Linked DNA regions of Homo sapiens: region 1 is linked to region 2. Evidence: chromatin loops called from intact Hi-C (ENCODE). Cell type or tissue: Panc1. All regions are shown on one strand. Each heading gives the region's core, and the rest is flanking DNA. Links, peaks and the distances in the headings are about the cores only. Region 1 overlaps LOC105370307 (a long non-coding RNA gene). Region 2 has its middle 130 kb from the start of LINC00353.

What was found. A loop is a pair of places that touch in the nucleus more often than their neighbours do. Peaks named below come from ENCODE experiments on the same cell type or tissue, not always from the same donor. Only the 100,000 strongest peaks of a DNase experiment are listed, where the experiment ranks them.
Region 1: it touches region 2 in a loop (4-fold over the local background); 6 of 110 quality-filtered maps call a loop at or near these places.

The regions. Positions count from the first base shown.
Region 1 is chr13:89,061,204-89,078,107 of GRCh38, reverse strand. All of the region lies in intron 2 of LOC105370307 (a long non-coding RNA gene), which reads right to left. Among named protein-coding and RNA genes, the nearest start is that of LINC00440, 170 kb to the left of the region's middle. In Panc1, for the core only: CTCF peaks have their summits at 10,824 and 11,027; a DNase peak (open chromatin) is centred at 11,007; H3K27ac peaks cover 290 bases.
Region 2 is chr13:89,688,118-89,705,021 of GRCh38, reverse strand. No RefSeq gene overlaps it. Among named protein-coding and RNA genes, the nearest start is that of LINC00353, 130 kb to the right of the region's middle. In Panc1, for the core only: CTCF peaks have their summits at 8,968 and 9,181 (motif pointing right); a DNase peak (open chromatin) is centred at 9,201.

The DNA of each region.
Region 1 (16,904 bases), core at 9,537-12,036, 630 kb after region 2:
TTGTACTTTTCATTTCTGCTCCTTTGAAATGTAAATTATCTCCAAGCCTCTCTCTTTAGAACCTGAGAGCCATCACTTTGAAATATATACATCAGAAAGGAAGTGCCTCAAAAGAAGACATACAAATGTCCAACAGGTATATAAAAAAGTTGAATATCACTAATAATCAGAGAAATGCCAATCAAAATTACAATGAGATATAATTTCACTGCAGTTATAATGGCTTTTATCCAAAGGCAGACAATAACAAATGCTGGTGCAGATGTGGAAAAACGGGAAGCCCCTACGCTGTTTATAAGAATGTAAATTAGTACCACCACTAAGGAGAACAGTCTGGGGGTGTCCTCAAAAAACTATAAATAGACCTACCGTATGATACAGCAGCCTTACTGCTAGGTATATACACAAAATAATGGTAATTAGTAGGATGAACTGCTGTCTGCATTCTCATGTTTATTGCAGCACTATTCACAATAGCCGAGATATGGAATCAACCTGAGTACCCATCAGTGGATAAATGGATAAAGAAAATGTGGTACATATACACGATGAAACATGATTCATCCATAAAAATAAATCCTGTCATTCACAACAACATAGATAGAACTGAAGGATATTATGTTAAGTGAAATAAGCTAGCCACAGAAGGACAAATTTCACATATTCTCACTGATATGTGGGAGCTATTTTTTTTTTTTTAATGAACCCATGGGCTGGGGTTAAATCCTGTCATTCACAACAACATAGATAGAACTGAAGGATATTATGTTAAGTGAAATGCCACAGAAGGACAAATTTCACATATTCTCACTCATATGTGGGAGCTAAATTTTTTTTTAAGTGAACCCATGGGCTGGGATCAGTGCCTGTGATCCCAGCGATTTGGGTGGCTGAGGAGGGAGGATCACTTGAGTCCAGGAATTTGAGGCCAGCCTAGACAACACAGGGAGACCCTGTCTCTACAAGAAACAAAAATAAATTATCCAGGCATAATGGCATGTGCCTGTAATCGCAGCTACTGGGGAGGCGAAGCGGTAGGAGTATTGAATCTGGGAGGTTAAGGGTGCAGTGAGCCATGATCACACCACGGCACTCCAGATTGGGTGACAGAGTGACATCGCTCCTTACCCCATCTTCTCCAAAAAAAAAAGAAAGAAAGAAGGAAGGAAGGAAGGGAGGGAGGGAAGGAGGAAGGAAAGAAAGGAAGGAAGGAGGAAAGAAAGAAAGAAAGAAAGAAAGAAAGAGAGAGAGAGAAAGAAAGAAAGTAAAGAAAGAAAGAAGGAAAGAAAGAAAGAGAAAGAAGAAAAAAGAAAGAAAGAAAAAGAGGAAGGAAGGAAGGAAGAAAAGAGAAAGAGAAAGAAAGAAACAAGGAAAGGAGGAAAGAAAGAAAAAGAAAGAAAGAGAAAGAAAAAAAGAAAGAGAAGAAAGAAAGAAAGAAAGAAAGAAAGAAAGAAAAGAAAGAATACATAAACATAGTGAGGAGAATGGTGGTTAGCAAAGGCTGGGAAGGATAACAGAAAGGGGGAGACAAAGTGGGGATGGTTAAAGGGTACAAAAATACAGTTGATAGAGTGAATAAGATCTGGTATTTGGTGGCACAGTATGACTATACTTAAAATATTTTATTGTATATTTTAAAATGACAAAAAGATTGGAATTGTAATGTTCCCAACACAAAGAAATGATAAATGCTGCATGTGGATACACCAATTCCCCTAATTTGATGATTTCACATTGTATGACTATATCCGAAGTTACATTTACCTTATAAATATATACAATTATTATGTACCCATAATAATTAAAAATAAAAATAGAATTAAAAAAAAGTGCCCTATCTTTCAGTCTCACAGGGATGAGATTAATCTCATTAAGCACCATTAGCAAACACATGGCCTGTCACATTGGCCTAACATCCTCTAGGGTTGAGCCACCCCTAGCTCACAGCAGTGCTTTAAACTTTTCCTCTGGTCCCACTTGGTAGCTCATGCCTGTAATCCCAGAACTTGGGGAGGCCGAGGTGGGTGGATCACCTGAGGTCTGGAGTTCAAGACCAGCCTGGCCAACATGGTGAAACCCCATCTCTACTAAAAATACAAAAAATTAGCTAGGTGTGGTGGCAGGTGCCTGTAATCCCAGCTACTCAGGAGGCTGAGGCAGGAGAATCACTTGAACCCGGGGGTGGAGGTTGCAGTGAGCCGAGATCGTGCCATTGCACTCCAGCCTGGGCAACAAGAGCAAAACTCCGTCTCAAAAACAAAACAAAACAAAAAAAACAACAAAAAAAACACCTTCCTCTTTTGCCTTTTGCTTTGGCAGAATTAAGTCCACTCTCACTCCCTCATTGCAATATTTTGACTCATATTGGAATAGTCTTGAATACATCTTTCCCTGTTTAATTCCATTCAGTGCAATTTTCTTTGAAACCAAGCATTCTGTAATGATTAAAAAATACTACAACTTAGAATATGTAATTAAAATGCTCACATCTTTCATTCCTTTTGTATGGTTTATTGTTTGATATATTTAGAATTAATCCCCCTGTAAAGTATGAGGCACTCACTCTTTGATCTTGACTTACTTTCAGATGTCTGCTAAGTTGTCTATAAATAATTTGTTGTTACTTGATTCTACTGATTTGTAACATCACCAATTTTATATTCTATATTCATCCATGCCTTTGGTTTTATTCTGGGCATTACACGTGTTTTGTTACTAAGAGTGTCTTTATGGGCCATAGTGACATGGTTTAATTATTGATGTTTTGTCATCCAATTCAATATCTGGATAGCATGTTTTTTCTTGTGTTATTTCTCAATTAGAATTTCCCTGGATATACATATTTATTTAACTAAACACAAAAATTTTAGCTTCATATTTTCTATTTCTTGGGAATATTAATGTCAATATATTGACCACAGTTATATTAAATTTATAGTTGGACTTAAGATCTTTGACATCTTTATGATTTTGAGTTTTCCTGATCTTGAAATTGTTTGTCCTATAATTTGTGTGTGCTACCATTTCAAGGATATTTGAAATTTTGCTTCATTTACTATAATTACTGCACGTTCTTATATAATTTATTTTTCGATATTTGATGTTTTGTACTGCTGAAAATTATTATTTTCTTTCATTATTTTCTCGTCAGGTAGTGATGTTTTAAAATATTTTGTAAACTATTTTGTTACTTAATTGTATCTTTATTTGTGTGGATTTTTTTCTTTTCAAATTATCTTTCTTGGGTATTTATGTGTGAGTAGCATCATTATTTTCTTTAAAAAATATTTACTAATCACTTAATATCTGCTAGATGCTTTCAGTATACAAATTCATCAAAGGTTCCATTTTTTTTCACAGACATTACTATGATTGGTCTATTCTAAATCTTACATTAATTGAGACAGATCTAGTAATGCAGTATGATACATAAAATGTTATATATATTTTAAACAGAAATATGTTTTAACTGTGAAAAGACATGTTTGAGAATGACAGATTGCAAGTCAAAATGGTGGTTATTCTTGGGACAGGAGGGAGAAAGTGTGAAGAGGGAGAATTATGTATACAGGGTATTTATATTTGTATTGTTTAAATTCTTGCAATATTGGTACTTGAATATAAACTTTTCCATAGATTCAAAGCACAGATTATATGTTGTACTGACCAAGTCTTTGGAAGATTAACTTTATAATGAGTAATTCAATGACTTTATATAAAAGTATTTTAAGTAGGACAGATTCATTATGGAAACTAATGAAACAAGCTACTTTGTCAGTAGCTTTCAATAATTTGGTTGAACTTACCTTTTCTCCTCATGATAAATGTTTAATGAGTATTATTCATTGCTCTATCTACTCTAACTTAAAATAATTTTATTTATTTTAATGAAAATAAATGAAAGCCTACAGACAGAATTTGACTTGCAAAAGGAAATCAAATACATATATGTTCATAAATGATACATATTAATATTTATTCCCATCCTTACTACTTTGAAATAAGAAATTGACTGTGGTGGTTAAATGGTGGTTAAATGATGAATTGTCTAAATGCCACTTCATTATCTTTAAACCTTGAGGCAGTGTCTATAAAAGGCTGCATATTGGAAGATATCCACTAGTTATAAAAATCTGAAATCTGTATAATTGGTTTTCCTTCTGTTCAATGAATTCCTATTAGGTTTTTAAAGAAATAAACATGTAAATTTTAGAAGTCACTGGTTATATACGTTCATACAAATCTAAATATACAAATCTTTCTGACATATTTTAATTTTGACTTTCAATTCATTCCAAAAAGCTTAAAAAATGATAATTTAAATACCTTCTAAGAAACTATTAAAATCAAGATATTGAATCAAAGTAATTACTTCTTTTAATAAAAAAGTTAAATGTATGTTTTATAATATATTAGTACTATATGTAATTAGTACATATTCATATTTGAACACAATACAATGAATCACAACATAAAGTTATGAAGTTAGTGGGATATGTTTTGGGAAACTTAAATTACTAGAAGATATATAAATATGTGTTTATTTTTCTTCCAATTGAAATTATTAAATATGTTTTATTGGCCTAGACATCACAATTTGATAGCCAAAGATTTTCAGTCCCTATCTCTCTGTTTTTTCACAAAGAATGCAAAAACTATGATGTTTTAAAATGTTTTGTGTAGTAGTATATCTTTTGCAATACAGCATTTACTGTCTTGTCAGAAACAGAAGGAAGAATATTATCATAATAAGCACCCCCTCATGTATTATGAAATTCCCATACAGAATTTAGGACAGAATGAAACATAAAATAGATATGTAATTAGCAAGTCAGGATCCCAGAATCCCAGTTTATTTTTCCAGCCACATGTTGTAGTCAAGATTGTTGATGTTCATATGCAGAGAACACATTTTATGCCATAAGGCCTGGGCTTGGCTGTAACACATGATAGCCATAAAAACCTTTTTTATGCGTGTACAACTGGCACAAAGGGTGTACTTAAAGATAGTAAGTAGTCTAGTCAGTGTCTCTCCTGTGTGCCCATATCATAATCACTGCTTTTGAAATATTAATTTTCTCCAAAAAGCAATGGAAATATACAAGAGAAAGACTATTAAAAAAGAGAGAGAATATAGGAATGGAAAAACAAACATCGTATGTTCTCACTGATTATGCAGGAGATAAGCTATGAGGACGCAAAGGCATAAGAATGATACAATGGACTCTGCGGACTTGAGGGGGAAGAATGGGAGCGAAGGAGGGATAAAAGACTACAAATATGGTGCAGTATATACTGATCAGGTGATGGGTGCACCCAAATCTCACAAATCACCACTAAAGATCTTACTCATGTAACCGAAGACCACTTGTACCCCAATAACTTATGGAAAAAATAAATAAATTTTAAAAAGGAGAGAATATTTATTCTTCTCATTTTTTATGCTGTGTTCCTCTGTGTGTGTGTGTGTGTGTGTGTGTGTGTGTGTGTTTATTCCATCCACTGTGCACCCCTTCCAATAATCTGTCTCAGGTGAATCAGCAGAAACAGATTTTTCCCTCCATTTAGAGTGATAGGGTCAGTGGTGGTGTTTTTCCTTCTGCAAGAAAACTTACTCTGCAGCTTGCTACGTCTCATTTTTAACCCAATAGATTGCAAATTCTTAACTCACATAAAGTCATTTTGGAAGAATAAGGTGAAAAATTCAGCTCTACAGATCATTTTATTAATTATTTACGTTCATCTACATTTTCCAACCAAAATTACTAGAGTTGTATATTACCAGACAGGAGCATAACCAAAATCATTATTTTACATGCCGAAATTTAAATATTTACCACTATTCCAAGCATTTTGGTAACATGGGTTTATAGTGTGTTGTACATTTCAAAGTTACTAATAAAGTAAATTTCAAATGTTCTCACCACAAAAAAATGATAAGTGTTTGAGGCAATTGACATGTAAATTATCTTGCTCTAATTATTTCAAATTGTATTAATAAATCATAACATTGGATTGTGCCCCATTTATATAAAATTAGAATTCATCAATTTAGAATAAAATTTAAAAAGACAGAAAAAGCAATTTTTTTATTGATTCTAATACATGAAACATAAACTGCCTCAAACACTCAAAAAAGAGTCAGTCTTAGGCAGAAATTAAAATACACAGAAATGCAAAGTAAAAACTGCACATGGATTTGCTGGAAACAGATGTTGAGAAAAAGTTTGCAATGAAAAATATTTGTTAGAGATCAACACTTGTAAAGGGGAAGAGGGCACATGATTGGCCACTGTAAGAGGTTAAATTGTGATGAATGCTCAGTCTAGCCAAGGCCATTCTTGTATGGAGTTCTAGAGTCAGTATCATCTGTTACAGTAATCCTGTTTCATGTCAGAATTGCTTGGCTGTTTACCCCCTTTTCACTCAGTTACTACGTGTAAGTTGCCAGGGAAATTGTGATGTGCAGCAAGGTGGTTCTCTGCACATGAGGCAGATCCTGAGTATCTGCAAGCTGGAAACTGCTTACTGAATGCAATCTCTAAAATGGGAAGCAAGTTATCCCTATAGGGGATTCTGGAAGACGCTCTCTGTTATTGTTTACTCCTTATGACATATGGATCTTTTTCATATACATTTGAGTACAGCTCCTCCCTGATTCCCTGGGGCTCTTTTCCTGAGGGAATACTTGGAAGTATGCAGCTAATGGGGACAAAATAAGCTCCTGCCACTGTAGTCATCTCAAGAACAATGACTATTCTCCATCTCCTCCCTCCACTATCTATTCCAGATCCTCTTTCCTCTCGTTATCTTGGTGATTTACCTGGTGGTATGACCCAAACTTTTATACAAAAGTGACCTGAGCCTGTGGAATCTCTTCTCAGGTTGGGTTTGCTGTGCATGTCCATTTAGTCACAATCAAGCACGTACAATAATAAATTTCAGCAGATTACATGTGAACATATTTTCCTCCCTATCTCCAAAATGTAATAATAGCCTTGCTCTCCATTGATTATCAAGACCAGTTACTTCTTGAAATGCACTAGAACCTCTTCTTTCCTTCATGTCTCTAGAGACAAAGCCCAAAGTGCCTAGGTGTCAGCTGTGGCTTATATATCAATGGGATTCTTGATGTTTTTCATTTGATACCCTGCAGATCCCAAAGTTGTGCAGAAAGAAAACAAAAAGCCCATTAATCATTTATTGGAAATTGTTGTAAGTGGGGCTATTCCTGCTTCTGTCCCTTGGCTCATGGAACTATATATTCTTCCTGTTTGGGACACAGCATCACATAGTAATTGTCCTAGCTCATTTGGGCTGCCATAGCAGCATAGCATGAACTGAGTGATTTACAGACAATGGAAATTGATTTCTCTTTTGTAGGCTGGGAAGTCCACAATCAAGGTCCCAGCAGATTGAGTGTCATCTGAGGATCTGTCCATCATAGAGGACACTTTCTTGCTGCATCCTCACATGGTGGAATGAGCCAATTAGCTCCCTTTGGTCTTTTTCATAAGAGCACTAATTCCATTCATAGGGCTTCATCAACACGATCTAATTACCTCCTAAAGGCCCACATCTTAGTGAAATCACATTGGGGTTAGATTTTAACAAATGGATTTAGGGGAGATACAAACATTCAAACCACAGCAGCAATCTTTCATTTAATACATGGATTTTCATTTCATTTAATATACTGCATAGACAACGGCAGTATATCCTAATTGAGTATTGCCTCTGAGTTGGAGCTTATCTGTGCTTTCAATAAGGCAATCCAACACTCAGAAGTCCAGAAGCTTCTGAGTAGTGTGGATGTGATACTGTCAGTAAATCCCAGGGACATGAGCCATCCTAAAACCTTACCACTGTATAGTGGGTCCACTGATCTGATTATGTGGCACCCCATGTCCATGGGATAAACAAGGACTAATCCTTAACATGGTGATATTAACTGAAGTTCTATGGGCAGATAAGGCAAACTGATATTCATAATATGTGTCTAGTTTTGTGAGAACACATTTCTGACTTTTTCAGAATGCAAGGTGACCAACATAGTTAACCTGCCATCAAGTGCCTATTGAGGTTTCAAGCCTGTGATACCTATTCAAATTATAGGCACAACATTGTTCTTTGTTGCTAGCAGATTATACAATTGGCATTAATCATAGTTGCATCAGTAAGTCTAAGTTGTTGGGCCAACATATAGAATCAATCTCTCTCAGCGTGACTACTTTGTTCATGTGCTCATTGTGCCAGTACTTGGGGGGCCAGTGACATAAACTGCTAATGTCAGTCAACCAGTTTACTTTGTCTATTTGGCTGTTTAGTACTTCTTCTACTAAATAGTATTTGTTCCAAATTATTAAACAAAGCAATCAAACCTCCTGCACTTGTATAGCCATGGTTTCACCGGATGGACCTTTCTTTCTCCAGTGTTATTGAGAAAAAAAATCCAGCCATTTCAATTTTTGTGGGAAAAGTGACTGCCAACTGTCGATATTTTGATTCCCAACTGTCAGTACTTTTTGAAATCTTTCTTCCTTTGTATAGTGCAAATTTCTGAAGCAAGAATCTTTCCAATCTCATACTTGGGGTATATAAAGTTGACCACAATGATTGAGGAATAAAATATTGGAAGGGATTTGGGGGTTTTGGCCTTCAGTAACCTGACTGTCACATACTCCTCTAAGTTTTCGTTAATGTGTCTCACTCTCAACCTCAGCTGCACCTGGTAACTCTTTGAGTTAGATGTACCTCTGAAAATAGGAAAGGTAAGTGCAATTCTACATACTAAATTCCCCTTAATCTTCTGCAGCTCTGCATCCAGCCAGGGGTGAGATAATAGAATAGAAGAGTTTAAAGTTTTATTATAAGGAGTTTCAATAAATCCTCTTTTCAGTGACATCATGAACCCCAGATTAACAGGTCTTGATGACTTCAATTCCTTAGATTTTTCTAGGATTTAGCCCTAGAAGTGGATCTGAAATCTATATAATTAACATATTTCTTCAAGAAATATGCTATCAAGCACATTTCAGGAAATATTTTGGATTCCAGTTTAAAAGTATATCTTAAATTCATCTATTTTTTTCAAGCTTCACTAGCCTAGTTTATGCTGCCTTGTTTTGGGGGTGCTTTCACAGTCACCGAACAAGTTTCTCTGCTCTTCTGGTTGCCTAACTGTAATAAATTCTTCACATGTTAATCTGGGTTACTATTTTGTGATGTAAATTATATTATGCCATTTTCTTTAATACCCATCTTTGGTTTTCAAGTGTAAAATCTTTCCATAGCTTCAAAACTTTCTAAGTAATATTATTTGCTTACCTTTTCAAATAACATATCACCTTCTCCATCTGTGACAGATTGAATTATTATTTCAGTTTATTGTTCTCTTTTTTCTTTATAAAAAAATAACTTCACTACCCCAATATTGAGCTTGGTTTTGTGTGTTAGCTTCAGTTGGAGGAAGGAGAGATATGATGTACACCGCATCCCAGTGAAGTTTAAATAGGTTTTCAAATGGGATTACCTGGTTCAGGTTAGTCTTTTCTTTCTTCTTTGGTCAGGAGAACATCATCTCTCACTTAGTGTCGACACCTTCAGTGAGGGTTCCAAAATGGGAAGAGATGGGTATCATAGCATAGGCTACAGTAGGCCTCTATCTTGGATCAGACATACAATTGACCTAGTTTCTACATTTAATCTATATTTAATCCTACAAGTAATTTTCATTGTTTTAAAAAACTGAGAGTTTAGAACTGTAACTTCAGCGAAGTCAACCAAAGCGCCCTCTTATATTCCAATCTCACTGGTCCTCTGTCACTTCTTACCAAATTCTCATCTGCTTCCCATCCTTAGGCCATCGTTTGAGTGTCTGCCTTTGCCTAATTCACTCATTAGACTTCAGATTCTTAAAGTCTCAGAATTAAATATAACTTCTCAGAGGTAACAAAACATTACATTACCATGTTCATTTACTTCAAACACTAACAATATTTGACAAGTTAAAAATATTTAATTGTTTCATTTACTATCTCCTCTGTGACATAGGGCAAATAATGTGTCTGCTTGCCTTTTGAAGCCTCACAGGTAGGAGACACTTAGGATGTATATGTTAAAATAATGAATAAGACCTTGGACATTTCCCACTTCTCAGTATGGTTCTAGGGAACTTTATAATAATAATAATCACAGTGATGCTTCTGAGAAAATAAGTAACCTCTTTCCTTTTCTCCATCGACTATCAGCTACAGACATTTCCTATTACATTTTGTATTATGCTGAATTTCAGCATTTTGAACTTTTTCTATTTTGGGTGTCAAAAAGTGAATATTCTCCAAGACTACCCTAACCAGGTTAACATTTTTGGAAAATTGCCATTCATCTGTAAATCTTAATGAAAAATTATTTCTCTTACATATTTTGGGCATGGATTGTCCTAGTGAAAACAAATCCATCACCTGCAATTGTGGAAGTTTCTCCACTATTCATCTTTGCTATTTTACCCTCGTGTTCCTCTTGAATGATAATCAAACTTTTTTCTACCACTGACCTCTGATACTCTCCACTTTTGATCTAGTGATAAATTGCCTTCCAGATTCTGATAAACTGCTCCTTAGGTAAAGTTGCAGCATAAAAGTTGCAAACTCTGATACTAAGAAAGCTCTTTCTTTTACAGAACTGACTCCTTCCTTACAAAATGCACAATCATATCAGGGAGTAGTCGATTAGGGCGATTCCCAACGTCAGTCACACAATGTAGAAGCCGTTGTTTCTTTTGACAGTCAAACCTGGTTCAACTTTCACCAGAACTTCTTAAGAACATGTACTTGTCAGTATTTGCTTGCACTCCGATTGTTAATAAACTTCCACTTCTTCTTTCATAGGGTTCTTAGATATCTCACACGTCACATAAAGTAGCTACATATCCATTTAACATGTTCTTAACATTGCTTAAGCGTAAATACATTTATTTTCTGAGCCTTTCCTAGTAGAAACCTTGTCCACTAGGAATAATCATAATACCTCTAGGCGGCAGTGTTGCCTAACACCATGAAGTCAGAAGGGAACCTCAGTTCTGACCCAAGCAGGAAGTTTTATCGTAACTTGTGAGTAGGCTGTATTTAGTAGGTTCAAAAATATTTAAATGCCAATGATTGCAAATATCAAATTAAGACTACCTGATCATAGCATATGTTAGTGAGAATCATTAACTCAGAGAAATGTGAATACAAATTTCTCATTATTAAATTTTTATGATTTCTCAATATCTAATGCATAGCTACACTAAACTTATGACTAGTTTTGGCTGAAGGTTTGTGGATCTTAGATAATAATGTTTGTTCTTTCTAAAATATTCTCTTTTGCTCAGAATATTTAAAATTTTCTTATTTTTATAAAACAATTATTTATTATTTATATAAAATATTTTCAAAACACAAAATTCTTATTTCAATTTTTATAGTCTTTAATAAAATCTCTCATACACAAATATGTATATTCTTGGGGAAAAAAACAAATATTCTAATGTGCTTTTCAATCAAATATTTCCATTAGGTAAATTGGTAAATTACCTTACATCTCAAATAATATAAAGGTCTCTTTTACACAAAATATATCATGAGTTTATACAATCATGCTGTTAATTCATTTATATGTGTATGTATTTAATTTTTAGTCTGATTTTTTAAAGAAAATTGCATAACAGTATTTTTAAAGGAGACAGTTTTTAAACGTAATAAAACTAAATTAAAATACATAATGATATGTCTGACAAAAAAATCAAAAAACAGAAAAATATTGACTCTGGCCTTCACACTCCAAATGGAATTGCCTCTCTTACCTATAGCCTATTCCAGGCTGAATTTATTTATTTTAGATTATCTAGTCTAGAGAAAAAAATCCAAAATAAGATAAATTACTGACTTCCTTATTTTATCATAGTGATGTTCCTGAAAGTTCTCTTCAGTACAGTTTCTGCTATTGTCTGTCTCTGAGTCTGTTTCTGAGGAAACCTGCCCTGGAGTATCTAAGAATGACTTAAATGGATGAAGCAAGTACTTATGCAAGTCAGTTCCTCAACATCAAAACAAAAACAAACAAAAATCCTTTTCCTTTTTTGTCTAGCTTAATGGATGAGGGGATCCTTTCGAATTTTTTATATTGTACATTGTATTGATAGTAACTAACTCAGTAACTAGAAAAATAGTAGAAGTATAATAAACATGCCTTAGATTAATATATATTTTGCATCTAGCTGTATTTCAAATAATATTAATGTAAATACTATTTTTTAATTCAGACTCAGAAATACTCAAGAATATAGCAAAAGTGAATTAATTTTTAACATTACTTATATTAACAGCCCTTCTCTAATTAATGAATGAAAACATTATCAATATTTTGAATATTTCCATTTCACATTTATCCAAATTTGTCAATTTTATAAAAATGTAGCCCCCCCAACTCCACTTATTTTTTTGCTTGTTTATCTTTTTAAAGGATAGGACATGTCCTCCATTGGGCCCTGGTGCTACTTTTCTAGATAACGTTTGGCAAGAAGTTTTATGATCATTAATATTATTTTCTAAGTAGACACTCCTTTTGTCTTAAATGTTATGAGATCTTTCTTGACACAGGGTCTTAAAATTATCCTGTATGTTATGATAGTTCATGTAACATAAGAGTTTGATTGATTCATGTAATCTGATGTTTCCAAGACTTGACTGATAATCAGAATTACTTGAAGAACTTTTGAAAAAACACATACTTCCTGGCCTGATAAAAAAAAATATGTGAGTACTTTTTCGATATTCAATTGTTATTGATTTAAGAATCTGTTTTTTAAAACATCTCCATGATGATTCAAATGTACAAACATATCTGGCAATAAAAAAATTGTAACTGTGAAGCTCTGTTATATAATACCGGTGAAAATCGTGGAAATTGAAGTTTCCCCAAGTTTTTAAGAAACACTTGGGTCTTCAGTAATTTTTTCTCTCAACTACAGTGAGACATTTCTATAACATATTAAATTTCATTGTCTGGTTTAGATTAAGCTATTTGACAAATGAAAATAAGTCGATAATATCATTTGGAAAATCAAATATATTTGTAGGCATAGATAAAGCTATGTTAGAAACTAAAAGTAAACGCGTGATTGTCTCTGAATTTATTTAATTATGCTCATATTTCACAGTTTCAAAACAGCCATCTGTTTATTTGATGCAGCAAGGAAAAGAATGTTTATTCTAACAACTTGCATACTATCAAAATAAAAAGACACACTAGAATAGAATAACTATTCTAGAATAACTATTCTAAGAAGATGCACTAGAATAGAACTATCTACAAATTAAATGGCATGCATTCAAACTGTGAGTAGGATAAAATGAAGATAAAAGGGATAAAATTAAAAAGATAAAAGGGAACATCAGATGATATATGATGATACATATCTGTGTGGTCTTTGGTTAATGAATTAACAAGATAAGGCAAAATGATAATAGTTTGTAGAATGACATGTTCTCATCATGTAGTCCATGCTGTAGGATAATACACAAGACTCCCAGCTCCCAGACCAAATTACTATTCCCCTAGCCAAGAGAACTGTTAGCTGTCAATGACTCACAGTCGAGTATCTCTCGGATATTTCAATCAGCTGAAAGGGCAGTGTGTATCTAATGATTAGTTATTAAAAGGTTTCGAAGGCCAGCCCCTTTTCTCATCTATGAGAACTCTTTTTGGTGAGACAATTCCTCATGGCAGTCCATCTCATTTGCACATCTTGCAAACAGAGGCATTAACTAGCTAAAGATATGTGCACATTGAACTAACTTGGAAGATAGAGATAGGACAATTTTCTGTGAAAAAAGGGAAGGTTTATTTAAAGTCTTGGAAGATAGAGATAGTATCTCCTTCACTAGCAATGTACAGGCATATTTATTGCCAGTATATAAGATTTTATTTCCTTAAGTTCAACTTACTTCATATGCAGCCATCCATCTTTTTCTAATGCATTGCCCCATGGAACTTGGCAAGGAAAACTGACACAAGTATTCCAGTGCTCATAACGTTCATTGTGAATAGCAAAATGCTTGTTCTCTGACCAAGGAGTCTCATGTCTCTGCCAGCCTCAATAAAACTGTAAGGGAATAACTTGTTAGCTTGCAAATACAGTAAAATCTCAGACTCTTCACCATTCTTGATAATCTGAAGATCTGTCCCAGCTCCAGATCTCCCTGTGGGATGAACTGTGACTTGTGTTGCAATCTCACTCTATATAAACTTTTTTACTCTGCCCAGTTCTGATTCCTTCATTCCACTGCAGTGATTTTCCTTGAAAGCACTCATTAATACAATTCCTATAGGCAATTGTCTGTATTAAAGATTATTTCTGAGGAAAGCTCATCAGAAAGCATGTGCTATGAGTGGTATGATGAACCAGATTCCATGATAGGATTTTGTGGCTGGATATGCTGATAATGAAATGGGAATTAGGATCTCATTACCAACAAACTGTGACATTTTACAGCAATGACTCTGTTGAAATAATTAATGTGGTAAACTAGAATGATATATTACACCGGTGGAGGCTTTATCAGTCAGGATTTAACCAGGGAAGAACCAGTAGGAGGTATACATAGTAAAGGTGCTACTGGGATTTGATCTCACCCAATTGTATATGAAAGCTGTTGTTTTTATAGTTGACAAGGAACTTTAAGTCCACAGGTCAGGCCCTTAAAAAAAGATAAGTAAGAGCAGGAACTCAGGAGAACACATGCCAGCTGCCTCTACTTATGTTCTTTGTGAAATAACTTTCCTAGAGGAGAAACTGACAACCTATGTCATGAAATTGTAGAGAAATCTGGCTCAGGAGTCAGTTAAGTTGAAGGAGGAATGTGGGTGAAATGGAGAATTTATACTCATGGCTGCTGTTCCATGCCAATAAAAGTAAGCCAGCAGATACGTGACGTGTGAGTTACAAAGGCACTTCCACTGCATTTCTGAAAGCAAAGAAAGCAACAGCAACGACAAAAACAACAAAAATATTCTGTTTCAAGTCTTCCTCTGAAATCTCACTGAAAAATATATCTGTGGACCACTCTAACCAGAAGCTTAAAGGAAAGGGAGTTCTGGGAAGCATACTTTAGCCTAACCAAGTTGACACAATATAAAGCTGTCACAGGTGAAATAACTAAGCACTGTAAAAGCTTTCAACTGTATTTGGAAATTCTTTAAGTGAGTTTTTCAATTTCAGAAGCTCTGATTGATTTCTTTTTAATGTTTATCTTTTTAATTTGTTTATTTAATTTAAAACTAAATAAAATTTAAAATTTAATGTTTATGTTAAACATGTTTTTAATATTTTATAGTAAAATATATGAAAATGTCTTTATATGTTCTATATATTTATTATGATTTATTTTTAATATGTTTATTCAGGGAAGTAGTGTTTATAAGGATAATAGCATTTGTGGGTTGTTGCTGAGTACTGTTGAATATAACATGTAGCAGAAACGACTAAATGGTTACAAATGATTAAAACCAAATGGGAAAGTCACAGGGTTTCCTTTGACACATTTAATATAATTATGATCTCGATTAGCCACAAGGAAATGCAAATAAACTGAGTTTAAGATCTAGGGATTAACCACATGGGTAGGAGAGTATAAGTGAAAGTTGAATTGTTTTTGTAGGTAAGGGCTCTCGATTAAAATTTAAAAAGGCACAGAAGATTTCCAGGCATTCAGAGCACTTGCTTGCCCGGTTGAGCAGCCTGAGTTACCCCACCATTCCTGTGCAGAGATCTCGATATAGAGCTCCCCTTTCTGCTCCACACTGAGGCAAATCTCCAGGCATATGGAATACCCACTCTCTTGGATTAGGATTTTAGCCTCCTCCACTTCCCTGTGCAGAGAATGTAGGGCCAAGAGAGATTCCCAGCTTCACACCTAGGCACACCTCTGAGCACTTGGTGGACTGCCCATTGTATTCTCCCTTAGTGCTAGTGCTTGTGCTGGCCCTCAGGAAACCTGTAGGCAGATCTGCCTGGTCAATTCCCACCTCTCTCACTTGTGCTCTCCCCACCGGGGCCTAAGAGGGAGCCCAGGCCACTGTGCACTCCATGAATCAGCTCATTGTCTGAGGAAACAAAGAGCCTCTGCCAGCAAACAAAGATCAAATATGTACACAGCTGTGTTTGTTGCAGCTGGCTTATACCTATAAGTGCCATCTACTAGCTTATAGGTTGAACTGCATAGCCCAATATAAAACCTGCTGATAGAAGTGCCTAGATCTACAGAGACAAGGTCAAAATAACCTACCCACCATTCTCTACATTTGCTCCCCTTAGGGAAGGGAGAAAAAGGAAAGGAAAAGAAAAAATAAAAATAGTACTATAAGAAAATAAAAACAAAAAAAATTGTACCTATGTGAAAATAATTAGAAAAATTAGAAGTGCAAGTATCTTCAGATGAGATAAAACGAATGCAAGAATTCTTGCACTATGAAAAATCAGAATGTAGTGATAGCATGAAAAGACCACATTAGCTTACCAGAAATGGCCCCTAAGCAAATTTAAACTCAGAAATGACAGATAAATAATTTAAAGCATGGATTGCAAGCAAGGTCAACAAGAACCGAGACAAGGCTGAAAAGTAACACAACAAAACTTTTAAAGCAATCCAGGAAATGAAGGAAGAGATACACATATTAAAAAGAAATTAATCAGAGCTTCTCGAATTCAAAAACTCAGTTAAGGAATTTCAGAATACAATTGAAAGCTTTTTCAATAGGCCAGACCAAACAGAAGAAGTAATTTCAGAGCTTGAAGACTAATCTGTAGAACTAACCTAGTCAGACAAAAATAGAAAAAGTAATTTAAAAATATGAACAAAATC
Region 2 (16,904 bases), core at 7,786-10,285:
AGTGATTGTATTTCAAGTAGTGAATGCAAATGTTCTCAGTGACATCTGTTTCCATTGTTTTATTAGCATATACGTTTTAATTCCATTCTAAAAGTATGCATTTATATTCTCAAAGTTATCTTTTTAAATTTTTTCTTTATATTGTCTGTCAGTAGAGAGAGTAATGATGTGTATTATTTGCAATCTATTGGCATATTAAGGCGACAACAAAGAGTCGTAGTATATGTATAGAGTCCTGGTACAACATTTATTAAAGCTAACATTGTTATGTGCTCCAATCTTTATATTGTAACTTTTGTTTTGAAAATGTTAGCTGTTTATTTCCATAAAATAAAATAAATAATCCCAATACATTATGTGAACGTCTTTAAATTCCCAAGAGCTATGATTGTTTTTTCCATTTTACACAGCAATAACTTTATTGATTTCAAGAATAAATGAATATATCACTTTAGAAATTATTAGATTTATAGTAAAAGAAATACTTGTCTCCTAATAAAAACTCATACATAATAATTCTTCACTTATAAACATGATGTACTACTCTACACTTTTTCTCTGATTTTCAAATTTGCTAAATATACCAAGAACATTAATCAATGTGCTATTCTTAAAATGTTAAATTTTTTAAAGTACTATATGAACACTGTAATTTTCTCCAAAAATGTTGGGTACATTAAATAACCAAGGCTAGTGGCCTTTCAAATAAGTTTTTTTATTAATATAATGAACTATTAAAATTTAATATTTTATTGTAATATAATTTTAAATATATGACTAATAAAAATAAAATAATTAATATTAACAGGTAATATTTCATTTAATAATAGAGATATTAATAAATATTAGTTTCAGATAAATCCATAACTAAACTTTAATGCTCATAAAATAACTCATAGTAACATACATCAGTTATGTTAATATAAATCAGTTTATAAGGCAAAATAATGTGAAACAACACTTATTTCATATTAGTGATATGGTTTGGGTGTCCCCACCCAAATCTCACTTTGATTGTAACAATTCCCGCCATCCTGTGTCAAGGGCAGGGCCAGGTGGAGATAACTGAATCTTGGGAGTGGTTTCTCCTATACTGTTCTCATAGTGAATATATCTCATGAGATCTCATGGATCTCATATATTTATAAGTGGGAGTTCCCCTGCACACACGCTCTTTCCTGCCGCCATGTAAGACATCCTTTTGCTCTTCCTTCATCTTCCTCCATAATTGTGAGGCCTCCTCAGCCATGTAGAACTGTGAGTCCATTAAACCTCTTTCCTTTATACATGACCCAGTCTTGGGCATGTCTTTGTTAGTACCCTGAGGACAGACTAATACAAATAGGTATAGTAAAGAAACGCTTCTTGAATACGATATAAAAATTTGCTATCCTGAGATTAAGAATGTGAGTCAACCAAATGAAAGAGTGAAGACACCCAGCAAAATTCTTTAACTTTTAATGTGATTTCTGGGCAGTGACTGTGTTCTGTCTTCATTTTTGAATAGTCCTCTTCAGTAACTGAAAAACACCTCTATTTCACAAGCTTTTGTTCTTAGTATATTCCTAAGCCAAGAACTCTTTTTGTGGGTGAATGTAGGGTATCTAAGAAGTGAAGAAAAAAGCAATATAACACACAGATTTTAAATGCTATAATTATTGATATAACAAATTAAAATTTAATATTATATAAAACATTTAGTATTTGATTATTCTAAAGTCATTATTAGAAATTATTGATGTTTATTAATAGTTCAATAATGCTATGAATGGAATATAGTAATATAGCACATGCATTTTGCTTCGTTCCATCTCTCATGTATCTACCTGTGTAAGTAATAGTAGGTCTTCAATAATGCTTGTTGTTACTGACTGAATATTGCACATTTTCATTAACAGAAATTTAACCAGGGCTCACAGTAAAAACATTTTGAGTTAATATATTATTTATTATTTTAGCATTATTCAATGAAAGTGATAATAACCAACATGGCAGAATTTACTTAATTTAATCAAAATTTTTATTTCCTACATCCTTGGAGTCATGATTCACAAAATACTCACTTATATCTTCATGGGAATAAAAATTTATTTTACTTATATATTAGATTTTTTAGCTATAAAATTATTCTATAGTAATATAGGTACTAATTGCAGTATGAACCTGTGCATTTATAATCTTTAAACAAAATAAACATATTTTCATGCCAGGGTGAGGGATTCTTACTGAATATATTGTTTTGACATAAATAATGCTCATGCTATTTGAATCATAGATGGATGCCACATGTTACACCCTCAGATGTGATTTCAAATTTGATTAAGTAGTATAAGTTTCAATTATATAAGGGATGTAATAAGGATGGATAGTGAAAGTTTGCAATATGCATTTTTAAGAAATCACAAAAAAATCAAAAGGAAGAAAACAATGAGAGATGGTCAAGTTCCTTTTCTTCCTGAAAATTAATAGTTCCTAAATAATGAATAGAGGAAAATTTCTCTTCATGGAAAATAAATACAGACCCAGCCTATGCCTCAAGCATAGAACATATGGAGTCAAATAAGGACAAGATAAATTGTTAAAATATCATGAGTCACTCACTGATTTTACATAATCAATTTGGGTATCGAATTGTGCTAATGCTCAATACTTTTCTCTGTGTAATATGTAGTTCATTGAAGGAAAAATAAGTCTCTGTTAAGACAAATTCTCGGAGGAGGCAGTTTCTGTCTCTTATCTCTGCTGTGAACAAGAGTCGTAACTGTGGTAGGTTGTACCAAGCCTGATGCATAGCTATGGCAGTTATTCGCGAGGTCTTAACCTCATTATTTTAAAAAAGTTGTAAATGCCATTACGGAAGACCATTTATTTGGAAAGGCATTCCATCATGAGTCCTCAGCGTTCCATCGTGAGTCCTCAGCATTCCTGCACCTTCTTGCTAACTGTGCCAGACAGCAAGGCTTACCTGTCTTCTAATACTGAGCACTTTCTATGGCTAGTCACATAGGCAACTGGTAGGTTAAGAAAACTGCAGTGTGATCACTACGTAGCTTCCCACTTTCCAAGAGAAAGTAGACTGGCTAATTTGCTAATTGGTAAAATCTTTGCGGCTTGCTAAAAACAAATAAACACAAACAAAAAACTATTGATCTCTTGTTTTGTGTTCCTTAGGTATTCCACAACTCATTGTGTGTTCTGCCTTCATTGTGGCTCCTCATATCACCCTAAAGAATTGAACAGCAGAGCTACCATTGCATATATGGTGATACTCTGACTACTGCTTTTTCTGAAAATTATTCATTCTTTCATCTCTGATCCAAGAGTTTTATATGCATCTATGGAATTGTGTCAGTTTCACACGTCAGCTTGCAAATCACAGAAAATCTCAGACCTTCCCCAGTTCTTGATGTGATTGAACTCTTCATTGTACATTTTTTTGGGGGGGTGGAGGGGGGTGGCGGGGATGGAGTCACCCAGGCTGGATCACAGTGGGGGAATCTCGGCTTATTGCAACCTCCGCCTCCCAGGTTCAAGCGATTCTCCTGCCTCAGCCTCCTGAGTAGCTGGGACTACAGGCGGGTGCAACCACGACTGGATAATTTTTGTATTTTTAGTGGAGACAGGTTTTCGTCGTGTTGGCCAGGCTGGTCTGAAACTCCTGATCTCAGGTGATCCACTCACCTCAGCCTCTCAAAGTGCTGGGATTACAGGCTTGAGCCACCACGCCTGGCCAAAATTTAATTTAAGCATAAAAAATAAATCTACCTATATTAAATTGTACAGTTTTGATTGCAACTTCAGCCACCTTTTTAATTATTTTTTACAGGTAGCATGTGTTTTTTTTTTTTTTTTTTTTTTTTTTTTTTTTTTTTTGAGACAGAGTCTCGCTCTGTCGCCCAGGCTGGAGTGCAGTGGCGCAATCTCGGCTCACTGCAAGCTCCGCCTCCCGGGTTCACGCCATTCTCCCGCCTCAGCCTCCGGAGCAGCTGGGACTACAGGCGCCCGCCACTGCACCCAGCTACTATTTTTAGTAGAGACGGGGTTTCACCATGGTCTCGATCTCCTGACTTCATGATCCACCCGCTTCGGCCTCCCAAAGTGCTGGGATTACAGGCGTGAGCCACTGCGCCCGGCCTGCAGGTAGCATTTCACTAGCAGTAATAAAGCCCAGAAATATCCTCATGTAGATGGTACAAGCTTTCTCATTATTCGAATTCTGCCGGTCATCTACTCCTTGTTCCTTATATTTTCCCACATCCATCTGTGTAGAATTTTGCTTTCCTGTGAAATTTCTGAATTCTCTGACTTCTCACCAGGAAATGATTAAAAGTTTATTTTCAGATATTCCTTACCAGACTACGTCTCTCCAAATAGGTTATGCTTTGTAAATTTCTCTTAATAGTGGTATATATATTCTAAAAGTTATTTATTTGTTGTTCCCTAGAACAAATAATGTATGTATTATTTGTTCTAGATCTGTGGTCTCTGATGTACTATGTGATCTATGCTCTTGTGTTCTCTCTTTTGTTGTCAATATTTTTCAGGTTAGCCTTTTCTTCCTGGAAGCCAAGGCTAAAAACAAATCCCCTATTTTGTAGTACCATGATCATATTAAACTCCTACCACAAAGATCCAAAGTGATGTTATCTTCCAGTATTAAAATATAAAAATGTGTAGCACTTACATAGACCAGATGCATGTAGTTTTTACCACGTAGCAGACATAGATTTTTAATTTCTTCAGAAATAAAAACGTATGTAAGAAACCTGCACGTTGTGCACATGTACACTAGAACTTAAAGTTTAATTTAAAAAAAGAAATAAAAGCTAGTATCTTTCATAATCACCAGATATTGTAAAGTGACTTGCGTGAAGTTATGCAGCCAGTACTGGAAGAACTAGAATTTAAACCAGGGCAGACTGTCTCAAGTATCTATTCTTAGCTATAAAGCTAAGAGGGTTTTTTTTTGTTGTTTTTTTTTTGAGACGGAGTCTTGTTCTGTCGCCCAGGCTGGAGTGCAGTGGCACGATCTCAGCTCACTGCAAGCTCTGCCTCCCGGGTTCACGCCATTCTCCTGCCTCAGCCTCCCAAGTAGTTGGGACTACAGGCGCCCGCCACCACGCCTGGCTGATTTTTTTTTTTTTTTTTTTTTGTATTTACACTAGAGGCGGGGTTTCACCATGTTAGCCAGGATGATCTCAATCTCCTGACCTCGTGATCCGCCCACCTCCGCCTCCCAAAGTGCTGGGATAACAGGCGTGAGCCACCGCGCCCGGCCAAGAGTCATTTATTTGAATAGTGATAAATTCAGAAGTTTAATTTCAAGGTCAGACCAAATTTCTTTAGTACTTCTATTAAAATGGCATCCAAGAAAATAAATATTGAAATTTGAAAACAAAACATCTCTATCACTACCAAATTTTTCCCATTATGCCACCAACCAAAGCACCCCCTACCAACATATTTCTGACTATTTTCTACAAAATTGTTCCCCTGATTATCCCTTGTGGTGCTATCTTAGAAAAGCAGGTATCTTCTTAATATGAAGTAGAATAATATAGTGGATAGACTTTGGCAACTGACACATGATTGGGGTCCAAAATAGAGCCTGAATTTCCTTCAGGACCTTGAACAAATAAGAGCATTTACTGAGGTTTTGTTTCCCGCATTGAAAATTTGAGACGATAATATGTCTGTTACATGGTTGTTGTGAGCTTTAAAGGTACTGTTATTTTTATGGTACAGCATAACCATGAAATAAGTATTATTTAATTCTCTTCTTTACAAACTTTATCACGGAGTGTTCTTTAATATCTGACACCTGTTCCAATTTCACACATCACTGATCTTTGGTGGATAAAATGGGAGACCACAGTATATATTTATTAAACTACCACAGTGAAGATTAAATTAAAGGCCAGATTCTTTATTCTAGTGATTTCCAAAGTAAAGTTTCTGTAAAGCACACAACGTTTTTTGACAAGAGAAACCTCCTCTTTCATTTTCTATTTTTTAATTATTAAATTATTTTTGTTAGAAAGACCAATAATATTCAATATTTGATATTAAATTAATGAAACTAACTTATTTTTCAATAAAGCAAACATGCTTTTTCGAGTAAAATATACAACTAAAGCAAAGATTAGGCTTTATAATTTTCTTTGTATTATTCTCTTACACAACTGTTTCATCCTCTTCAAGTAAACAGTTTAGAAGTAATCTCGAAATGTCCTTCAGGACAAAAATATTTATCTTCTTTTTAGCCTCAGCGTTATGTATTAAAATTAAACTATCTACATAGGCCAAGTTAATTGAATGGATTTTAATATCAAGCAATTAAAAATGAAAATAATGTGGCCAGGAGCAGTGGTTCACGCCAGTAATCCCAGCATTTTGGGAGGCCGAGGCAGGTGGATCATGAGGTCAGGAGTTCGAGACCAGCCTGGCCAAGATGGTGAAATGCCATCTCTACTAAAAATACAAAAATCAGCCAAGTGTGGTGGCAGGTGCCTGTAATCCCAGCTACATGGGAGGCTGATGCAGGAGAATCGCTTGAACCCGGGAGGCGGAGGTTACAGTGAGCTGAGATCACGCCACTGCACTCTAGCCTGGGCGACAGAGCAAGACTCCATCTCAAAAAAAAAAAAAAAAAAAGAATGCAATGATTGTTAATCTATTCTGATTTTAGAAGAGAAAGTTAAATTGGAGCTCTCCACAAGATGAGTTCTAGGATGTTACAGAATATTGGAAAATCTAGAGAATTAGATAATCATATCCCCATCTGTTTCTCTTCTCCAAAGAACCCACAAACTTAATGTATCATCAGTGTCACACAGAATTATAAACAAAAACCTATGATGACCTCTATAGATATATAGATACTGAAAAAGTATTTGATAAAATTCCTCATACCTTCATGACAAAAACCTTCAAAAAACTAGACATCCAAGAAACACACCCAAAATAATTAAATGCATATACAACAAACCCACAACAAACATTATCCTGAACAGGGAAAACTTGAAAGCATTCCCCTTAAACCTAGAGCAAGACAAGGATGCCCAACCCTCACTTCTATACAGCATAGTATACAAAGACCTAACAAGAGCAATCAGGCAAGAGAAAAAAATAAAAGGCAGCCAAATAGGAAAAGCGGAAGTCAATTGTCTATAATCACTGATGGTATCATCTTAGACCTAGAAAACCGTAAAGACTCCTCCAAAAGATATCTATGTTTGATAAATATCATATTTATCATATTATTATTATCAAACATATTATCTATGTTTGATAAATGACGTAAACATAAGACCTGAAAATATAGAAAAATTTATTCTGAACACTGGCCTAGGCAAATAATTTATGACTATGTCTTCAAAGGCAAACACAATAAATAAAATTAGACAAAAGGGATTTAAGTAAAAATAGTCTACACAGAAAAAGAAAGAATCATCAGAGTAAACAGACAATCTACAGAACGGGAGAAAATATTTATAAACTATGCATCCAACAAAGGGCTAATATCCAGAATCTACAAGAAAATGAAACAACTCAACAAGTTAAAAAAAAAAAAAAATCCCTGCTACTACTACTCAGTAACCCTTAATATTACTCAGCCATTTTTTGAAAAATGAAATCATGTCTTTTGCAGCAACATGCTTGGAAACTGGAGGCCGTTATCCTAAGGGAAATTACTCAGAAACCAAAAGTCAAATAACGTATGGTCTCACTTATAAGCAGGAGCTAAACAATGGGTACAAATGGACATAAGAGGGGAATAATAGACATTGGAAACTCCAAATGGTGGGAAGCCGGGAGGGTAGGAACTGATAAAAAAAAAATTACTTTTTGGATACAGTGTACACTGTTTGGATCATGGGTGCACCAAAGGCCCAGATTTCACCATTACATATATCCATGTAACAAAACTACACTTGTTACCCCTAAATCTATAAAAATAAAAAAAATTTCAGCTGAGATTGGGCAGAAAGAATGGCCAATTAAGTCAACTGAGTCCCATTAGACTAGTTTCTGAAAATCAGAAGATTAAATTTTTGACAGGTCACAGAATAGTAGCTTTACTATGTCAGGGATACTGTTCTTAGTCCTGAGAACTGAAATCCTTTATAATATAAGAACTAGTGTATCTCCTGAAAGGGTGAGCTGGACGTTCACAAACTGGGCATCCATGTGTTAGTGCCAACTTTGAGTCAACTAATGGCATGACAGCTCATTCCAGCAGCCAACTGCTCTGCTGCTGTTACTAGGTAATAGATAAAGGCAATTAGCACCAAATGCTCTTTTTCATTCTTGGCCATCGTGGTTGGGAAGGAGGGAATGCATACATGTCTCTCAAAGATTTGAGAAAGTTTCTTTCAGTCTATTAGACTATTGATGAGTGGGAAGAGCACTCAGTTTCTTGTGCCATTTTATAATATCGGGCTTCCATTTTGGGCCTTTGATTGTATGGAAAATTTGCAATAATTCCACTTGATTTCCATGTTAAAATGCCCAAATCTCCACAACTTATTGAGCCACTGAATCCATCCTTGCTGATGGATAGCTCTCTTGTACAATTCTCAAAAAAAAGTCAAATCATTTTGTAGCCCAATCCCCTGCAAAAAAATTATGAATCTCATAATAATAATATTATACATTATATGTTCAATATTATATTTCCCATTATGAATATTGCATAGCATATATTACTCATTGTATGTAATATGTTATATATTTATATTATAAATATTATATATTATATATTCATACATGGAATATATACAACATAAGATATACTATTTAGTATATACAACATATATCATACTACCAATAGTTGCTACATATTACCAATATCATATCACATATGCCAGGCACTGGTATAAGCATTTTAATTCATTTAATTCCTGCAATATTCTTATGAGTTAGGAATCATTTTCCAAATCTTACAGATGAAGATTGAAGCTAGTTATGTAAATCATATCATCCTCTTTGCCTATTTTAAAGAAAGCTTACAGTTAAAATTCGAAGGTTGGCCATATCCAAAATATATAATTAAGTTACCTGTGACTCTCTCTGGCAGAAACAACCACTACCAAGATGCCAGTGTGCTTGGGTGCAACTGGGTATGGTGTTTAGCTTTCAGTTATACCCATGCACCTTAATTTTCTGCCACTTGGAGGCACTCGTGTACCATAGGAGAGAATTTTCCAGCTTTAAACTTGGCTTCTCAAAGGTTACCGCTGAAGTATAAACTACAACCTCTAACGTCTGCCCAGATCTTGCAAATCAGAATCAGTAATACTGGTAATCAGAACCTGGTGTTACTGAATTGGTGTTGCCCTTTTAGCTAGGTCATCAAGACTGGTCCAATCAAAGCATCTCACTTTCTTCAGATTAAAGGAATCCCTGCCATCTTAACCTTCCAGATGGGTGGTAGCCAGGCATCTGGAAGGAGAGCCTTAGGATATGGACCTGGCTTCAGACTGCAGAGCCTGGAGCCCAGGATGACCCTGTCTACTAGGATGAAGGAAAGAAGACTGAAAAACCAAACAATGCATCAGTTGAAAGAGTCTGTGCTTCAATGCAGAATACAAAAGAGATCTGAAACCATACACCTTCAAGGAGTTTGCAGGCCAGTAGAGAATAAAAACTGGTGAGCATGCTTTAAGGACTAAATCTGCAGAACTTTTTTCTTCAGGTCTTCCTGGCTACAAAAGGGGAGGGTACAGTTAAAGGAGCTAGTCTATCTGAAACTGAATTAGAACTATGATTAAGAATTGGTAAAGTGATTCAAGTTTTTGGCATTATTTACAGAACTACTTGTACGTATAATAGTTAAAATCAATTTTAATATGATATTCTTTAAATGGAATCATTTTTAGAATCATGTATAATTAAAATTTTATATTACACCGAGATACACTTGTTTTTTAGCAAGACATTTTCTTATTAAAATTAATGTGAAGCTCCAATGCCAAACACTAGAATAAGACTATTCTATTCCTTGCCTTGAGACCACCTGCCTGTGTGAACTTGAGTAGCCCAATTTTTCCCTTTGAACATTGTTGTGTTTTTCAAAAATATCTGATCAATGTACATAATGATCTCTAAAATCCTTGTAGCTTTAAATTCTGGGGTTTCTTAAAAAAAAGGAACCCCCTCCAAAATGCTTTTCTTAAACCACAGTAAGATTTGATTCCCTCTAAATGAAATACAAAAAGAGTATTGTTCTTAAATGTTTGATATAGTGATTTCTCTTAATTGTTTTTCCTCCTGCTGTAAGAACATGACTTAACAACTGTGATGTTTGATGAAAACTGAAGATTTTTTTTAAGTCAAAAATAAATAAATTGGAGTGCTTACTCAGAACTGCAACAGCTGTGTTTTGATGTTTACAATCACAGATGTTAGATGTTTCCAGATGGAAACACGGTTGTCAGTCTTCAATTTCCTTGAGAAAGAACTATATAATGATGGTAGTTAAAAACCAGTTTCATAGATTTTCTGTGATGCTAGTCATGAAATTCTATAGTTTGCTTGAAATATATATCTAACATAGCTTTCATTTTATTGTGCATATTTATTTCAACCATTAAAAACAATCTGTTTATTTAATTTTATTCCACATAAAATACCAACAAGGTTGTTCACAATAGTGTTTCAATTAAGGTTCCATTTTTTAAATCTTGAATATTATCTAGCTAGGTTATGGTTATGAATTATTAAAATACTTGCAAATAGAATTGTGACAATTGAGAATTTAAAAAAAGTATGTTTTTGAGTGTACCAAGCTCTGGCTAGAATGCTTTTATAAATAATAATCATATGTAATATCTGTTGTTCTTTTACTCTGTGACCATCGAGTTAAATATATATAATTCTACTTCATGTGTAAACGTTGCAATGATTTTATGAAGAAGGTACTATTATTTTATTATCCACATTTCACAAGTGAATTTGAGGTATAGAGAGGCAAAAATAACTTGCTAAACTTCATACAGCAAAACAAATGAGGTAGTCAAGATTCAAACCCAGAAATTCTTACACCGCAGCCCCAGTTTTCAATCAACATACTCTTCAATCTCCAACCATGCCATGTTTTTGCCACATGTAATCTTATTTTATAATAATCACAACCATATGAGGCAAATAATAATATTCTAATTTTTTTAAAGCAGGAACTAAAAGATTGAGATGACAATCGAGTTAAGATCAACAAAGAGTACTTCAACACTCCAACCCCGGAAGTGCTAGACATGCTCCCCAAGGACTTTAAGCCTGTGTATGGCGGAACCCCTCGGGCCCAAATCACTTCCTGTTACCACAGGAACAAGTAAACCTCCTCCCTGATACTAAGACACTGGCCAGGCGTGCTTATCTTTCCCTGACCTACTCTTATAAACCAAATTGTCAATTAAATATTAAGGTAAAATAAAGATGTTTTACACATAAAAGCTCTCAAAACATACTTATTGTGTACTCTTTTTCAGGAACCTATTGGCAGCTATGCATCAGTAAAGTGAAGAAGCACCTCAGGAAAAGGGAGCATAAGGGAAAATAAGGAGACATAAAGAAAAATGGAAAACATGAAAGAAAGAGATTGAGAGTTGTAACAATGAAAAAGGAAGATTGCACAGTGAGGCCTGAATAGAATGTGTAGGAGACAGCTACCTAGAATGGAGCATGACAGAAATCTTCACGGGACATTCCTCCAAGATCAGGAAATTTCTCAAATGCTTCAAGTGCCCGGAAATAAGAAGTTGAAAACGAAAGTTTGCTGGGAGTTCCATTGGTAAAATGTACATATTGAAAACAGTTAAAAAAATGAGACAGAGAAAAAGAGAGAGAATCAAACACACGTAACATGACAATATTTAATGCTTTTTTAAAAGGTAGAAAATTGAGTCACAGTAATTACATGCTTATCTGTATGTAACATTTACCAAATTATAATAATAAGTGCAAAATATCTAATCATATTTATAATATTACTGTATTGGAAGGATAAAAGGACAGATAAATTAACTTTGTATCTGGTGGACAGCAAAAAACAGACATCTATTATCTTCCAAAGTAGCAAGTCAATGCATATATAATGTCAAAATTCAAAAAGTAAAAAAGTAACAATGCAAGCTGTTATTTTGAGAAAATGCCAAAATATTCAGCCGAAAAGCTATAAAGGTACTATGTCAATGAAAGGGAAATGGGAGATTGTCTATTTTTTTAAATAAATTTTGGAGAATAACTTTATTTTTTAAACTCTTGAGATAATTCACTGCGATAGAACTCAAACAAAAACAAAAGATAATAAATTGTTGTCTGCATGCTGTAATTACAGCTTTCTTTTATAATGTTTGAGAAAGAAAAATAAAACTTTTGATAGGTTTCAACTTATACCTTTTAATATTTTTCTTAACTTTTAATTTTTGTGGATATAAAGTAGTTGTACATGTTTAATTGGTACATGAGATATTTTGACACCGACATGCAAAGCGTAATAATCACATTACGGAAAATGGGGTATCCATCCCCTCAAGCATTTATCCTTTGTGTAAAAAATAATCCAATTTTACTCCTTCAGTTATTTTAAAATGTACAATTAAATTATTTTCACTATAGTCATCTTGTTGTGCTATTAAATACTAAGCATTGTTCATTTTTTCTATTTTTTGTACCCATTCACTATCCCCACCACCCCAACAACCCCCCAACTACCTTCCCCAGCCTCTGGTAACTGTATTTCTACTCTCCACCACCTTAACATAATGACCTATTCACTTAACATATTGCCCTCCAGTTCCAATTATGTTGTTGCAAATGGCAGGATTTCACTCTTTCATATGGCTGAATACCCTATTCTGTGATATTACTATAAGGCTTGCAAATACTATCTTATAGCTCATTATTTTAAACTAATGACAACACTGCTTGCATACACAAATGAACAAACACACAGAAGTAAAACTAATAAAAACTATACACTTTAACTTCATCCTCTTGTTTTTATGACTTTTAGTTATTTCTCCTGTCTTATTGTACTGTGTCTTAAAAAGTTGTACTTATATTTTTTATTGGTTCATTATTTAGTCTTTCTACTTCAGACGAGAGTGGTTTACACACCACAATTACAGTCTTATAATATTCTATCTTATAATATTCTATGTTTTTCTGTGTACTTTCTGTTACCAGTAAGTTTTGTGCCTTCAGATGATTTCTTATTGGTCATTGATATCCTTTTTTTTTTTTTTTTTTTTCAGATTGAATAGTTCCTTTTAGCATTTCTTATAGGACAGATCTGGTGTTGATGAAATCCCTCAGCTTTTGTTTGTCTGTGAAAGTCTAAAGGAAAATATCCTTCAAGCATGAAATATCCTTCATTCTTGAAGCATATTTTTGCCAGATATACTATTCAAGAGTGATTTTTTTTTCTTCAGCATTTTAATATGTCATGCCACTTCTCCTGGTCTGTAAGTTTCCCATTGAAAAGTTTGTCGCCAGATGTATTGGAGTTCCACTGTGTGTTATTTGTTTGTTTTCTCTTGTTGCTTTTAGGATCCTTGACTTTTGAGAATTTTATTATTAGATGCCTTGAGGTAGTCTTCTTTGGGTTAAATCTGCGTGGTGTTCTATAACCTTCTTATACTTGAATGTATATCTTTATCTAGGTTTGGGGTGTTCTACCTCTTTTTCTCTACCTCCACTTTAAGGCCAATAACTTAGATATTCCTTTTTGAGGCTATTTTCTAGATTTTGTAGGCACGCTTCATTTTTTTTTTTTTTGTCGTCTCTGACTGTGTGTTTTCAAATAGCATCTCTTTGAGTTCACTAATTCTTTTCTCTGCTTGATCAATTCTGCTGTTGAGAGAGTCTCATGCATTCTTTGGTATGTCAATCACATTTTTCAGCTCTAGAATTTCTGCTTAATTCTTTTTAGTTACTTCAATCTATTTGTTAAAGTTACCTGATAGATTGTGAATCCCTTCTCTGTGTTATTTTGAATTTCTTTGCATTTCCTCAAAACAGCTATTTTGAATTCTCTCCCTGAAAGATCGCATATCTCTGCTTCTCGAGAATTGGTCCCCAGTGCCTTGTTCAGTTCTTTGGGAGAGGTCATGCTTTCCTGGATGATCTTGATGTTTGCAGGTGTTCATTGGTATCTGCGTATTTAAGAGTTAGGTATTTACTGTAGCCTTCACAGTCTGGGCTTATTTGTGCTCATCCTTCCTGCAAAGACTTTTCAGGTATTTGAAAGAACATAAGTCCCAAGCCCAATATTGTTTTGTTTATTTGTTTGTTTGTTTTTGAGATGGAGTCTCACTCTGTCGCCCAGGCTGGAGTGCAGTGGCACGATCTCGGCTCACTACAAGCTCCACCTCCCAGGTTCTCACCATTCTCCTGCCTCAGCCTCCTGAGTAACTGGGACTACAGGTGCCTGCCACCACACCCAGCTCATTTTTTGTATTTTTAGTAGAGACGGGGTTTCACCGTGTTAGCCAGGATGGTCTCGATCTCCTGACCTCGTTATCTGCCTGCCTCAGCCTCCCAAAGTGCTGGGATGTTGTGGTTTTTACAGACTTGGAGAGGTACCAACTTGATCATGGATAAGATCTGGAAGAATTCTCTGGATTACCAGGCAGTGACTCTTGTTCTTTTCCCTTACTTTCTCCCAAACAAATGGAGTCTCTCTCTCTCTCTATTGCTCTCTCTCTCTCTCTCTCTCTCTCTCTCTCTCTCTCTGTGTGTGTGTGTGTGTGTGTGTGTGTGTGTGCTGAGCCACCTGGAACTGGGGCTGGGGTGACACAAGCACCCTTGTGTTCATCACCACTAGGACTGTGCTGATTCAGACCTGAAGCCAGCACAACACTGTGTCTCACCCAAGGCCTTTTATAACCACTACCTGGCTACCTCCTATGCTCACTCAAGGTCCTAGGGCTCTGCAATCAGCAGGTGGTAAATCTATCTAGGTCCCTTCTTTCAGAACAGCAAGTCCTTTCAGGCCCTCATGGGTCCAGAGATGCTATTTGGGAGCCAGGATTTAAGTCAAAAACCTAACAAATTTGCCTGATGTTCTATTCTATTGAGGCTAAGCTGGTACTCATACCACAATACGAAGTCCTTCCTGCTCTTCCCTCCCCATTCCACAGGCAGAGGAGCCTCTCTTCATGGCCTCCTTCATCATTGGCCCACAGGGGTTTTCTGCCAGGCCACCTTTGATGTCCACTTAAAGCCCAAGCTCTCTTAAGTCAGTTTGTGCTGAAAGCCCCCTGGCCTGGGACTCGCCCTTCAGGGTAGAAGGCTCCCCTCTGGCCCAGGGCAGGTCCAAAAATGCCATCCAAGAATCGAGTCCTAGAATCAGGGACCCCCTAGACCTGGCTTGGTGCTCTGCCCACCTATGGTCAGGCTGGTACTTAAGTGCAAAACAAAGTCCCCTTTGCTTTTCCTTCTGCTTTTCTCAAGCAGAAGGAGTTTTACCCCATAACCACTACATCTCGTAATCTGCTGAGTCTCACCTGAAGCTAACAAGTCTCAGAGGATCAGCCAAGATCCTTGATGACCTGGGTATCACAGTTGGTTATCCATGGCCCAAGGGCTCTTTAGTAAGCAGATAATCAATGCTGCCAAGGCTGTGTTCTCCCCTTCATGGCAGCAGGTTCCCTTCTGGCAAACAGTGTGTCTAAAAACGTTATCCAGGAGCTAGGGCCTGGAATAAGGGGGCCTCATGACTCTGCTCAGTGCCCTATTATACTGTGGCTGAGATGGTATCCAAGGTATAAGACAAAGTGTTCTTTATTCTTTGCTCTCCTCCCACTAAGCAGAATGAAGCAGTCACTTTTGTTGCTGTGAACTGCACTGCCTAGGGTTGGGGGAGGGGTAGCACAAGCACTCCCTTAGCCACTCTGGCTGATGTTTCCCTAGATCACATGCTACTCTGGTCCTCTGGCTCTGAGCCTAGCCCAGCACGAGGAGTTGCCTAGGAATTGCAGTCCTTCTGTTCTAAACTTCATTGAAAGTTTACCTAGGACACCACAGCACTTTGGCCCATGGTGGCGAGTCTTGCTGAGAAACTCAAGTTCTACCCGCTGTGATCAGCAATTCCCCTTTGGCTAGGACTGGTCCAAATGGCCCCCCTGTCTGTGGGCACTGGCTGAGCACAACACGGATTTTCTCCCCACTACAACAGAGCTATACTGAGTTTAATGTAAAGTCCCCCCGTCCTTGCATTCTCCATTCCCCAGTACACAGACTCTCTGTACTGCCCGGCTGATGCTGGGGGATGTGGATGGGGTGGCATCAAAGATTCAAGCCTGTTTCTCCTGCCCTCCTCAATACCTCTTTCGGCAATATGAAATTAAAACCATGTACTGTGATTACTCACCTGTCTTGTGGTTCTTGTGGCAGTACTTTTCTGTATGCAGATAGTTGTTAAAATTTGCTGTTCCTTAGGGGGCATGAAGGGTGTAGGCTTAATTTCTGCCACCTTCTTCCCTGCTTCCCTCATTTCCCTTTTGATTTTTGATGGTGATATTTCTTAAGCATTCACTCATATGACTACTGATTTATATTTGTGGGTGTATGTGAGTGTACTGTAAATCATATTTATTTTTACTCCAGATTCATTATCTTCAAATAATAGTAAATTTCACTGAGAGCAATAGCATGATCTCACTTTTTCCTGCAGGAAATTAGTGAAAGAATAAATGAAACTACACTCTGTTGTGGTAGGCAGGATTCTACAATAGTTCTCAGGATTCCCAGCATCTAATGTATCACACATCTTGTCCAGTTAATCATCAAATGTTTATCTGGGTGCTGCAGTGATGGCAGTTTGCAAATATAACTAAAGCCTCAAATCATTTGATTTTAAGATAGGGAGATTATCCTCACTGGGCTTGATTGGATCAGGT